Regions from separate parts of the Homo sapiens genome. Here regions 1 and 3 are each linked to region 2. The links are chromatin contacts, found by Hi-C or POLR2A ChIA-PET in ENCODE. All regions are on one chromosome and are shown on one strand. Each heading gives the region's core, a stretch centred on a gene start or an enhancer-like site at or near the end of the contact. The rest is flanking DNA. Distances are from core to core; before and after follow the strand shown. Region 1 has its middle 58 kb from the start of IL20RA. Region 2 holds the start of MAP3K5 (mitogen-activated protein kinase kinase kinase 5). Region 3 overlaps MAP7 (microtubule associated protein 7).

The links. Hi-C counts contacts between places; a loop is a spot of excess contacts on that map. ChIA-PET counts read pairs that join two places held with the same protein, here RNA polymerase II (POLR2A). Pooled maps may share reads with other maps.
Region 1: a loop to region 2 is called in a map with no recorded cell type, with 8 times the contacts of the local background. The contact joins the enhancer-like site here to the promoter of MAP3K5 in region 2. A Hi-C loop is called at or near these places in 3 of 37 single-sample maps with no recorded cell type and 2 of 50 pooled maps. POLR2A ChIA-PET finds 5 or more read pairs at or near these places in 1 of 52 experiments (activated T-cell).
Region 3: a pooled map shows a loop between it and region 2 (2.7-fold over the local background). The contact joins the enhancer-like site here to the promoter of MAP3K5 in region 2. A Hi-C loop is called at or near these places in 3 of 50 pooled maps. POLR2A ChIA-PET finds 5 or more read pairs at or near these places in 2 of 52 experiments (Caco-2 and MCF 10A).

What each region holds. Positions count from the first base shown.
Region 1 is chr6:137,101,080-137,105,309 of GRCh38, forward strand. No RefSeq gene overlaps it. Among named protein-coding and RNA genes, the nearest start is that of IL20RA, 58 kb to the left of the region's middle. Within about 2 kb of position 2,037, at least 5 of the 41 ENCODE cell types and tissues checked have a DNase peak (open chromatin) inside an H3K27ac peak, as active enhancers do.
Region 2 is chr6:136,789,391-136,793,973 of GRCh38, forward strand. MAP3K5 (mitogen-activated protein kinase kinase kinase 5) reads right to left here and starts at 3,087. Exons shown (of 30, transcript NM_005923.4): 1 at 2,320-3,087. The coding sequence starts at 2,767. RefSeq lists enhancers at 1,837-2,352, 2,458-2,527, 3,318-3,547, 3,658-3,717, 4,088-4,167 and a silencer at 2,658-3,297.
Region 3 is chr6:136,401,824-136,406,133 of GRCh38, forward strand. The region is part of intron 3 of MAP7 (microtubule associated protein 7); the gene reads right to left. Among named protein-coding and RNA genes, the nearest start is that of BCLAF1, 110 kb to the left of the region's middle. Within about 2 kb of position 1,933, at least 8 of the 41 ENCODE cell types and tissues checked have a DNase peak (open chromatin) inside an H3K27ac peak, as active enhancers do.

The DNA.
Region 1 (4,230 bases), core at 787-3,286, 310 kb after region 2:
GCCAGGCAGGTTGGGGTTATGGTGGTGGCATGCCTCTCATTAACTACTACATTAGGCCCAGCTTTCTGCTACATCTTTGTTTAACCACATTGATGTATTAGTTGATAGAGGCTTAAAATATTTTTATCTTAAAAGAGACATCTGACACTGATGTTAAAAGGCTCAAAGGAATGAATATCTTAATGACGGAATTTCATTTTCTGGGACTCATAGGTAAAATAGTTTAACGAAATGGATGACGTTACCTTCAAATAACACTCTCTGGAAGAAACTCATTGGTCTAGGGATTAGAAGAGGTTTTAGTCCTTATTCTGCAACTATTATAGCCTCTGACATTGGTCACACCACTTAAGCCCGCTGAGCCTGGAGTCTCAATACCTTTTTCCTTTTGAATGGCAGAGAAAAACAAAACAATACACTTGGAAATTACTCCCTCAGGGCTTTTGGGACAGCTCCTTTTTTTTTTTTTTTTTGCCTGAGCCCTAGAAAGGGATCTGAGGAATTTTCAATTAGAAAGTGGGAGTATACTCCAACATGTAGATGACCTTCTTGTATGTAGTCCAACCCAGGAGGCATCTGACCAAAAAACCTTAAAACCATTTTGCATTCCCCGGCACTCGAGTCAGAAGAGTACGTGGATCTGCCACTAATGGGTGGGCTGGGATCACGACCTCATTCATTGCCCTGAGCTCCTGTACCATATGGTATTCCCCCAAAGGCTTCAAAATGGTCAAAATGAGGGTATTACAGGGAGAATTACAGGATTTCAGAAGTCCACGGGCAAGCAACCCCTTAACTACAGACACTATGCCCTTTCTTGCTTCCAGCTTAATTGGGTATTGTTTTCTGTTGGGAAAATGACTGGGGTCTTTGAGCTGTATTTTGATGGGCACTGCCATTCTAGCCCTTCCAGCCCTCCCAGTACACCATGCTCGTGGGTTGACCTGTTTGTGTACAAATGCGACTGTCAAGGATGCCATAAAACTCATAGACAAGCTTAGGCTGCTGTCATATTAGAACTCATCATATAAATGAATTTAAGGCCAAAACACTCAATGAATGTTACATTTATGACCTTCTGAAGTTGCCCTTTGACCCAGCATCACCTTGGCCATTTGTATCCCCTTGAGCCTCCTTCCCTCCCCATCTAATGGACAGTGGAGTAGCAAAGGCTCATGTCCAGTGGTTGAGATGATTTTTGCAGTGCTATGCGTGCCATGGGCAAGGGTCAGGGCAAAACTTTGACCCTGTTGATCCCTTCTCACCCCCTCCTTCAGCTTTACTCATTTCTCCTGGGCCTGTGTGCCATGTTTGAATGCCCTCAATTTCTCACCATGTCCTGCTCAAAGACCGTATTCACTGATGGTGCGCTGGCTTTTGGTATTATAAAGATTCCCAAATTCCTCTGATCATAAGAATCACCTGGGCTGCTCATCTTGTAATTCTGAGTCAGAAAGTTTGGGGTGGGGCCTGCTGATCTGTGCATTTAACCAAGACTCTGGGTGAGTCTCATGATCACATGAGTCTGAGACACATGGATTTAATGACTATGAAAGTTGAAAGATGCCCCTGAGATCATTTAAACCAGTGGTTCTCAAAGTGCAGCTCCCAACCAGAGCATCAGTGTCACCTGGGATTTGTTAGAAATGCAAATTACTGACTCTATGAAAAAGGAACTCTGGAGGTGGGGCCCAGTTCCCTGTGTTTTCACAAGCCTTCCAGACAATTATTGCATAGGCTAAAACTCCAGACTTGCTGATGTAGACCATCTCTCTCCTGTTATCCTCTATTTTACAGATAAGGAATGTTGGCACTCTGTCTATCACTTTGGGACCTTGGGTGTTGAAGTTGGGGAGGGGGACAAGTGCTACAATCCCTAGGTGATTGTGAACAGGGTGAGAAGAGAGATGGTAGAGGGCTCCTGAGAATGGGCCATCAGTGGTGTGATCCTCAGCTTCCAATCCCTATTCTCTGAGCCTGAGGTCTTATCTGTAGACAAGGACTCATGTTTGCTGAGGGTGCTGCTAAAAGACACCAGGTGTCTGAAGGGCCAAACCTTTGTGGTAAACCAGAGCTTAGATGTTTATAGTAACTCTCCACTAAGAAATCCCCTGAGAACCCAGCCACCAAGAAGCCCCAGTTCCTCTAAAGAAAGACATGTCTCACTCTCAGAGAAGTTTCAGCTCTGCTTTTGGTGGTTAGTGCCTGCCCATTCTCAGGATGGTTCATGAAAGAGTCTTCTACTTAGTGCTGTGGAATAACCATCTGAAATTGTAAGCTGTGGGTAGATAGTACTGTGGTGTAATCACACATCTTCCTGTCACACTGGTGGGAAGGATCAAGGGTTCAGCATAGTTCAGCCATCCCTGTTATTCTCAAAACCAGTGTTCCCAAACTTCAGTCATTTGGCTATAATTTTCACAATGTTTCTAAATTCAAGTACAATATGTATTGTCGTTTTATCTAATATTTTTCACTTGCTCAACTTAAAAAAACTAAGAATATTTTCAAATTTTCAAAATAATTATGAAGATAGTACAGAGAGTTCTCATATATATACCCCACGCCTGGTTTCCCCTATTGTTAAAATCTTATATTAGTATAGTACATTTGTCATAAATAATGAACTAAATTAATTGATACATTATTGTTAACTAAAGTCCATGCTTTATTTAGTTTTTACTTAATGTCCTTTTTTTTCTTTTCTGTACCTGGATCCCATTTAGGGTACCACATTAAATTTATTCATCACATTGTATTTGGGTCCTATTCCAGACCTAACAAAAAGTGGACTGATGCAAAAGAATGACACTCTGGTTAAAGCTATTGCTGTGAGTATTAAAGCCCTTTGTCTCTGATCCAAGAGTCTCATGTCTTCTGCCAGCATCTAAGAAACACTGACAAGTCAATTAGTTAGTTTCCAGGTAGGGTAAAGGCTTAGATATCTTACAGTTCTTGAACTTTTTTGTTGCACAATTGAAGTATTCAAAAAGGGTAAAAAAAATCAAGTTTTTAAATATTTAAACTAATTCAATTAAAGTATAAAAGGCCACTTAAAAGTGATGGTTAAAAGTTGCCAGATTCATAAACAAAGTAATAAGGTTTATGAGTTGGACTTAAAAATTCAAGGAATAATGAGGAATTTAAATTTGTAATTTTAATAAATAAAGTATTAATTTAAGAAAATCACAGTATCCCCTTAGTAATTTTTCCTGTCTATAAAAGCCCCTATCAAGGATGCCACAAAACTCATCTAGATAAGCTTGGGTTGTCATATTGGAACTCATCATATAAATAAATTTACCCAAAATTGTTTATGACCATGAATGACAAAGCTTTACTGTGCTCAAGCACATTTGCATTTTAGAATAAGATAAACAGCTTTGTTCAAAGAATGAAAGTCTAATGGTGAAATTTTGCCGCCATTGCAGGGCTAGTGCCCCTCATGTCACATTATGAGGTTAGCTTCTTTTACAGATTCAAAGGATAAAACAAGGGCCCTCTACTTTGTCCCTGCTGAATTCTCGAGACCTAGAACAGGCACATAATTGATGCTTATTAAAGATGTACAAATTAATGATCAGATTTTAGCCAGGGCCAGATTTCAGTTTTAGAAACATCACTCTGGCTGTAATATGAAAGTTAGATGGAAGAGGTAACACTAGAGAGGAGACCAAGCAGGAAGTTGGTGGCAAACCCTGACAGTAGACACACGGCCATGGCTTCCAGGGTTTTGGACTAAAATCCTACCCTCTTCAGGAAATAACTAGTCTCATTCTGGAAAACATCTGTTGGCTTATTAGTGGTCTCTGAGGGAGGCTAAAAGCCTGACCCTGGGGTGCCCTGTGACCATGTGGCCCATACTTCTCATCATGAATGGGTCTTCTCTGGACCATTAAACCATGAAGCAGGAGGAGCATAGCAAGACTGGATCCAACCTTACAGCACAAATAAAACTGCAGGATGTCAAGGATCAATGGACAAGGTGACCTGTTCTGTGGACATGTGACCTACTCAGTTTCACACTCTGGCATTTTCTCAATGTGCTCGTGAGCAAATGTCTGTGCAGTAAGGTCAGGGGTCCCACATGGCTCAGAAGAATAGGCCTCCTCTCACTGAGGCTGACTTGGCTGCTGCAGGCCTGAGTGTCCCGTCAGTCAATGGCAGGAAGCAGCCCGTGAACATCTTGGAGGGGGCAGTGATTTGTCCTCAATGGGGGAGACACATCCA
Region 2 (4,583 bases), core at 1,837-4,336:
TCATGCTGACTGAGAGGGCACTCATCCTGGGAGTTCATGCCATCCAGATGGGCAGGGGTTAAACTGAGACCTGTCTAGGTTGAAAGAAGCAGTACGAAGGGACAGAGTGGGCGCAGGAAAAAGAGGCTTCCGAGAGCATGCCCTCCCCACTATTCCATACACACCTAAATGCCTGGTAAGATCTTTGCCAGCTCACTCACATGATTCCAAGATAGGGAGCTTCCCTTGATTCTGAGAGTAACTCAGCCCACCTAAATGGAGGAAGCAAGGGCCAAGCACAACCTCTTTTTTTTTTTTTTTTTTTTTTTTTTTTTAAGACAGAGTCTCATTCTGTCACCCAGTCTGGAGTGTGCAGTGGTACAATCTCAGCTCACTGCAACCTCTGCCTCCCAGGTTCAAGTGATTATCCTGCCTCAGCCTCCTGAGTAGCTAGGACTACAGGTGTGCACCACCATGCCTGGCTAATTTTTGTCATTTTAGTAGAGACAGGGTTTCACCATGTTGGCCAGGAGGCTGGCCTGGAACTCCTGACCTCAGGTGATCCACCCGCCTTGGCCTCCGAAAGTGCTGGGATTACAGGCGTGAGCCACCACGCCTGGCCCAAGCACAACCTTTTAGGGTCAGCCACCTGAAGTGGAATCCTGCATTGGCCACTTACTCCCTATGAATCCTAGGGCCAGTTAGGGATCCCTGGGTTTTCTCACCTAAGAAGGTAAGTACTTCCTTCACAGGCTTGTTTGGAGGATTCAATGAAATACACTCAAACTTCAGCTCCCTTCTAATCATTCTCTCTCCCTTTCCCAGAGACAGTATTTGGAGAATAACAGAAACCAAGCCTTGTTAGGAAAGTTTCTTTCAAATTAGCTTAGAGTTTAACATTTTTTTTCTAGAGCCCTAGGAAAAAAACGCCCAATCAGTGCAATAAAAATAGGCTCAAGTGTTCAGTTGGGTATTTTCCTCTCATATCTTTTAGTTCTTTGAAGTTTCTTCCAAATTATAATCCAAAAATAAGAGTGCTACAATTTTTAGAAAAGTTATGTTGATGTAACTTTTATAGCAAGCTACCCAAAGAATCAAGCTATATTATAGCCATGCTCAGTTATGAAGACCAAAACTATTTTAAAAATACCAGAACGAGAAAGTCCTAGTTTATTTAGTCTGGCTTCCTTAACATGAAGGTCTTGTTGTTCTCAAAATATTCAGCTTTGGCTGAATTCCAAAACTGACATAAGCCCACTTCAGGTGTTTGGAAGACACTAAAGAGAATCAGAATTGAAAACAAGATTGGAAAATAAAGCCTTTTATGTGATCACAAATGCAAGAAGTGTATTGTTTTGAAACTACTAAACCAAGTTTTTACCCACAAATGTAAACATAAATATGTATATATTCTCAACACTGGACGTACAGGGGACTAAAGGTTAATTTCCATAATATGGTATTATTCCTAACATTTGCTAACAGCTAAGTGCTTCAGTTACTAGAACTGCCTTAACATTTTCTGAAATTTGAGATAGGTTGAAAGATACATTTCTTTCATGGATTATGCTAGCAATCACTTTAATGGCGAAACTAATCTTATTATTAGGATAGCATACAGGTGTTTTAGACAATGTTAAATTACAAACTTTCTAGCCCACCATGGTTTATGGGGTAATAAAAAACAGGCCCTGGTTCTTTCACCAAAATCCTTACAAAGATAACACACAAGTTCAGTGTAAGTTGTAATGTTATTGCCTTTGGAAGCACTGTAATTACTTCAAAGTCTGGGTTGGTGAGAGGAAATTCAAGCTACTAAAACTTATCGAAGGTAAGGTGAGTTGGGAAGATCATCACATGGCATGCAAATTAATATAGTTACACTCTGCGTGCATGGTATGTCATCGTTCCCGTACTCTCAAAACTACACAGAGAAAAGGAGAACCTCATCTAAAACGGTCACAGGTATATGCAGAAAGAAAACAGGGACCAAACCTCACAGAAGCGAAACCGAGACACTGAAAGGAGAAAGACTGACTGGGGCAAATATCTCACACTGCTGGAGAACAGTTCAAGTCGATCGCATGGACCCAGGGCTCCAGCGCTGGGCGGTGGGTGGATCCATAGGTCTATCGCACAAGTACACACAGACTCTTGCACAAGCACACACGCTCTCTCCGGAGCGGCGAGCGACAGGAGCAGTCACGCAGCGGCGCTCGCTGCCCCCAAAGTGGGGCAAGAAGTAAATGCTTCCCGCCCAGAAAAATGAAATGCCCCGAAGACCGCCAGATTAAACGCGGGTCCCGACCGCGCGGGATGGGAAAGGGGTCACACACGCACCTGCATTGTAAAAGCGGTCCAGCACGGTGGTTTCTCCAAAGTCGAGTTTCCCAAAATGCAGGGTTTCCAGGGTGGCGCCCACTGTCTCGCACGCCTCCCGCAAGCTCTGCAGGGCCTCGCTCTCGGCCACCACCAGTTGCCCTTGGCTCGCTTCGTTGATCACATATGCCACCGTGGTCCGTCGGCTGCCCCCGCCAACAGAGCTGCCCCGGCCTCGGGTGGCACTGCTCGAGGAGGTGGCCGCCGGACAACCGATGCCAGGGGCAGCGGCGCTCTCCACGTTCCAGAAGCTGCCCGGCGGCGGCGGTGGCAGCTGGTGCTCCTCGCCCTCGCCCACCGCCGCCGCTCCTCCCCTCCTGCAGATGCCGCCCTCGGGGATGGTGCAGAAGCCCGAGGGGGCGAAGGGTGGCACAGAGAAAGTGATGCCCTCGTCCGCCTCCGTGCTCATCTCTCCGGGCCGGGCAGCAACGGCGGCGGCGTCCCCCGCCCAGCCGCACCGCCTGGCCAGCCACAGCTCGGGGCTGCTCCGCGCCCGCCGGGCTAAGCAGCTGCCATCGCGCGCCGCGCCCTCGCCGCCGCGCCGCCGCCTCCTCTCCGGCGCCCTCTCCCCCGAGGGCACGCCGCTGCCCGGCGGCGGCTCGCTCCTCCTCGGCGCCTCCGTGGCCGCGCCGCTCGCCCTCTGCAGAGTTTAGAGTACAAGGGGTGGGGAAGCCGGGTGAGCGGGAAGGGACGGAGCTTCCTTTTCTTGGCCGGCTGACAAGTCGGCTCGCAAACCTGCGCCGCGGTGCAGCTCAAGGGCGCCGCGCTCGGGGTGCAGCCCGCCCTCGCCACCCGCCGCGCCGCGCCGCGCCGCGCCGCGCAGCTCCTTCCGTCCCGGCCGCTCTGGGAGGGGCCAGGAAGGGCGCCCCCTGGGTGCGGAGCTACCTGGCGCGCACCTTACGAGCGGGCTGGCTCCCCAGGCGGCGTCCCGGAACAGCAGCAGCGGCAGCCGAAAGGACCCTCCTCCCTCTTAGGCGGCAGCTCGCCTTCATCGGGTGGATTTCCTCCTCCTTGCCTGGCCTCGTTTCTCTTTCGATCGCCTCCGCCGCGTGGTCCCGGCGCCAGCCTCGTCGTTCCTTGCAGACGCTCTCCCTCTCCACCACCAGCTTCTGGCCACCCACTCGTAGCGGCACCGAGGGTCAGGGCCAGCCCCCAAGGAGGGCGCTGCTAGGAAGCTCGAGCCCGGACTGAACTGACCGCGCTGCGGCCCTGGGACCCCAGCCCTCCTCTGAGTGCTGCGCGTGGCATAGGGTCCCAGTCTTCACCCACCCGGCCCCCACCTACGAAGACCTGGAGCGCAAGCGATTACGGGGTGGCGCAGAAAGTCCCTCGAGGCAATACTCGGTCTTCGGAGTCCGCCCCTGAAGCATTTCCAGTGTTCCCCGCGACTAGGGCGCCCCCCTCCGGGCCTTGGCGGCCTGGTGGACTGGGACCGTGCGCGGCGCTGGCAGGATAGGCTCCGGGAGACCCACGTTGCGCGAGGCAGGAGGTTGTACATAGCGCCCTGGAGCCAGGGCCTGCACTGGAGGTTGCTTCATTAGTGACTGTGGCACTCCAGAAGTGGCTGGCTAAATTGATCAGGTTCTCCCATGTACTTTTCCTTTTAAAATTTCCAGTGGCTCATTCCGTTATCAGTAATGAGTAATTGATTAGTGCCAACTGCCGAAGGACTTAGTATTCTCATTTAGGATCTTAATTCCCCCACAAGCGCCAGATACTTAAGATAGAAGATGGAGTCTCTACCCGACTCCACAAATTATCAACAAGATGAAACAGGGGAATAACGTGACCTATTCTATTTTTTAAACTGCATCACGCGAGGCCGGGAGGGAAATACCCAGATTGTTTAAGAGCAATCAAAAAAAGTACCTGCTTATTTGGGGAGCAAAGAACAGATGTGTAAGTTCCCAGAGAACCCCAGAATGCTGTAATTGTTAGGAAAGCCAGTGCAAGTTACAACTGAGTAAAGAAACAGGTTTTGTACTTCCCATCTCCAGGAACTGAGACTAGTGAGTCCTGTGAAAAAGGCAGAAGAAAATGTAAATTACTTTTTTTTTTTTTTGAGACGGAGTTTCGCTCTTCTTGCCCGGGCTGGAGTGCAATGGCGCGATTTCGACTCCCTGCGACCTCTGCCTCCCGGGTTCAAGCGATTCCCCTGCCTCAGCCTTTCGAATAGCTGGGATTACAGGCATGCGCCACCACACCAGGCTAATTTTGTATTTTTA
Region 3 (4,310 bases), core at 683-3,182, 390 kb before region 2:
AAAAACACAGAATGATCGCTTGAATCTGCTGTAGCCTCTCCAATCTTTTTACCACTACTTTAAACTCTCATTCCTTTCTCATGCCTCATTTCTAGTCTTTAACCACTTCAAATCCATCCTACACATTAGTCGTCTCAGAGATATCTTCCTCAAGAAACAGACCTGAAGTCATTGTCGTGCTTGAAAACCTGTTAGTTCTCCTACTGTTCCCTGTCCAACCCCTTGGACTGGCCATAGGATCATGCATCTTCACACACACCTCCTTCCCCCTGGCAAACTTCTGTCTTTCAAGTCCTAGCTCAGAAGCTCCTTCCTCTGAGGAGCCTTTCCTGATGACCACAGCACAGGAGCCCCATCTGCTAGCTGGATTCAGACTCCCTCATAGCACTTACACTCCAGACGGTAGCTACTCTGCTTTTATGTGTTTGTGAATTCTTCCCTATACACACAATGTCTAGTCTAGCAGATGGTTAAAATATGCTTGAATAAATGAACTAAAGAGTTAAAGGACAGAGTGATCTCCAAGCATAGTGATTCACACTGGGCTTTGGTGACAACTCAAAGCCTTCTCAACTTGTCATTAAAAGCATTCAGTGGAGAGCTGCCTGATAAGAAGTGTGACCTTGGAGGATCCCCACAACACGGTGCTCCTGCACAGAGGGTCCTTCCCATTTCACCCTGTCACTGCACACAGTGGTGGGCTAATGGGGTTGAGGTGCTAGAATAGTAGTTACATAGGTGGAGATCAAGAGCTTTTCTTATATGTAGGCTGAATGATTTTTCAAATAAGAAAGGACTTACTGCCGGGCACGGTGGCTCACGCCTGTAATCCCAGCACTTTGGGAGGCCGAGGCCGGCGGATCACGAGGTCAGGAGATCGAGACCATCCTGGCTAACACGGTGAAACCCCGTCTCTACTAAAAATACAAAAAATTAGCCGGGTGCGGTGGCGGGCGCCTGTAGTCCCAGCTACTCGGGAGGCTGAGGCAGGAGAATGGCGTGAACCTGGGAGGCGGAGCTTGCAGTGAGCCGAGATAGCGCCACTGCACTCCGGCCTGGGCGAAAGAGCAAGACTCTGTCTCAAAAAAAAAAAAAAAAAAAAAAAAAAAAAAAAAAAAGAAAGAAAAAGAAAAAGAAAGGACTTACTATCTCAGGGCTAGGCCTAAAGGAATGTTAGCCTTCACTAAAATAATGGAGTTTTGCTAAACAGGGCAATGGTTGTCCTTGGAATCTTTCTGTTACAGCCTTAACCCTAAGTACTTTCACTCCTCAAAGAATGTAGCCATTCTCTTCACCTGGGGCTGTCCTACTTAGCCCCACCCTAATGGATGAGGAGGCACAGACATCCCCCACCTCTCTCTGCTACGCCTTAGGCTTCTCTAATTCCAGGAATCTAAGTCAGTATTTGTGGAATCATATGACCTGCCATCCTCATCTTTATCACCGTCATCATCATGGTGAGATGTCGTCAGCTCTTGCTTCATGCTGACGCAAGTGATTTATAGGCATTGTCTTTGCAGCCACTCTATGAGGCAGACACTGCCATTAAACTTATTTTATTATGAGAAGTCTGAGATACAGAGGAGTGAAGTAACCTGCCCGATGTCTCACAACAAATAAGTGATGAAGTTGGCATTCAAACTCTGGATTGTCTGACTCTAGAAGCAAACAATGAGCCATTATGCTAAAAGGCATGAATTGGAACACCTTCCAAAGACCACAGCTCCTTCTCTGTACTAGCAAGAAAGAGCTGGGCATCCAAATGTGAAGGTCCTGATCTTCCAATGCCACTCTTAGCCTCTACCGTCATCTGTTTACAAGACCCCTTACTTTTCAGGTTTTAAGATTTTTTATCTTCACTCTTAAAGGCAAAGTAATTTGGGGAGAAAAAAATAATGGCTGCTTTGTCATAATGACTCATTTTATGTTCAGGCTTCAGCTTCTGCTTACCTAATCCATGCAGCAAGCAGCAATTATTCTTTCCAGTCCTGAGCCTGACTCATGATACAGCTGCTCTGTTATGTGCTAACATCCATATTCCTCTCACTAAGATGCATTTAGGTCCCTCAGCTGTTAACCTGCCTGACAGCCTCATGAGCTTTTGTACACTATATTCACTAAGTGACAATTTTAGGAGATGCAGATGCTGAGACTGGTAACAGATATGCCGAAGTTTATCCATTAGATATTTGGATTAGAAAGATTACTTCCCTAAAGCCTCCTCTGACCCCTTTTTTTTTCCTGGACAGTCTCTAAAGAGGAAAGTCTCTTGTTAAAACCAACAGCCATCTGAATCAAATAACGTGAAGTATGAAATCAGGGGGAGTTTCACTCCCAATTCTAACCAGGAGTACAGCATTATTATTTACTAATTATTACTAACTTGCTATCAGCATTTTTGGGATGAACATTCTAAACCAGGTTGAAATGACCATTTATCTCTTGACCACACTCTTATTAGTACTGCCGTCACTCACTGAGTTGACAACACACTGAGATGAGAGAGAAAAAAAAAGAAGCACAGCAAGAAAGCTATGATTAGAAGGCAAAGGAAGCCCGATGAAATTATCTAGGAAAAAAAAAAAAAGCCCCTCACATATAATTTAACCAAAGTTTGTTCAAAGGTTAAAACTTTTTATATTGTCTTATTCTTTCTAAAATATTGCTTTATGATATATCTTAGCTTTGAACTTAGCTACAAAACTCAATATGAATGAAATTATAGATTTGTAAGTTGACATTTTTCTTCAAGAGCTATGTCAGTCCATCATACATTCTCTTTCATGATTTTATAGAATCCCCGAAAGTACCAATTAGGAATTTGACTCTTCATATAAAAATTTTGGTTTCAGAAAAAGACTAAATAATTACATGTTTACTGAGTGCCTAGTATGTTCCAAGGCACTTAAACAAAACTTAAACACAATCAATACTCCAAACTTACTTGTTATTATCTTGAAAAAGGGAAGCTCTGTGTCTGCTCAAGCGTAGAGTACTGTTTGTGTGCTACACAGTCCTTAAATATTCTCTTGAACTTTCTTGTCGACATATTGTAGAACTATTAGTTTTATAATATATGAAGAGGAAAATTTAAGGCATATCCTAATAGATTATCCATAGATAATAGGATAGATCCATAGGAAAATTTAAGGACTATCCTAATAGATTATTTCTGTATTCTTGTTCACCTGAGAAAATGATTACTAATAAGAATTTAATACCTGTTTGACTGAACTATCATAAGGGCAGGTATTACATGATACTTTGGTAACGTTTTAACTAATATGCAATACCTCCTGCATTCATCTCCACTTAACATTAAACAAACAGTTGCTGGACATTGATTACGTGCCAAGCTGTTCTAGATACTAAGCTACAGAAATGAAAAAAAGACATAAATCCCTTCCCTTCCAGAGCTTATGTTCCGGGGCAGGGGGCCAACAGATAATCAACAAATAAGTAAAATATCTACATGCTTAGATGTTGACAGAGCTAGGGAGAAAAATAAAGAAGGTCTGGTTTGAGGGAGCTGAAAATTTGAGTAAGATGGTAGGAGAAGGCCTCGCTGAGAAGGTGGCATTTAAATGAAACCTGAAGGAGGAGAGGGAATGAACTATGTGGATTTCTCAGGAAAAACACTCTAGGTGGAGTGCATTTGGCTGTAGTGTTTAAGAAACAGCAAGGAACCAGCATGGCTGGAGGAGAGGGCAAAGGAGAGGACATTAGCAGGTAGCAGGGCTGAGCCATGGTAAGGGTTCTGACTTCTACTCTGCATGAAATGTAAAGACTTGAAAGGTCTGGAGCAGAGGCAGGCCTGGCAGGCCATATTGCAAGTGGGTCACTCTGGCTGCTGTGTTAACAGACTCTGTGGGAGGAGGAGGAAATGAGGACACCGGTTGGGAGCCTATTGCAGAATCCGGGTGAAAGATCTAGCTGTCTTGGGCCAAGGTGGCAGCAGTGGTGGTTGTGAGAAGTAGTTACTTTCTGGGTATGTTTTGAGGGTACAGCAAAGAGTATTTGCTGATGGATTGGTTATGGGATGTGTGGGAAATTTCAGCTAAGATGCTAGGTAATCTTGTTTGATTTTTTATTATCTTACTCCCTTCTTGGAATATAAATTCCAGGAGGTTATGAAATTTATTCTTTTCACTTCAATACTCCAGCATCCCTGGCTCAATACTATCTACGCTTTAAATATTATTGAATGAATACATAAAATCACACAAAATAGCTTAAAAGAGAGGGGGTTCTATTTTAAGCTCTCTGAATAAAAAATTTATGTTGTTGCATAAATTCTATATACTCTGGTT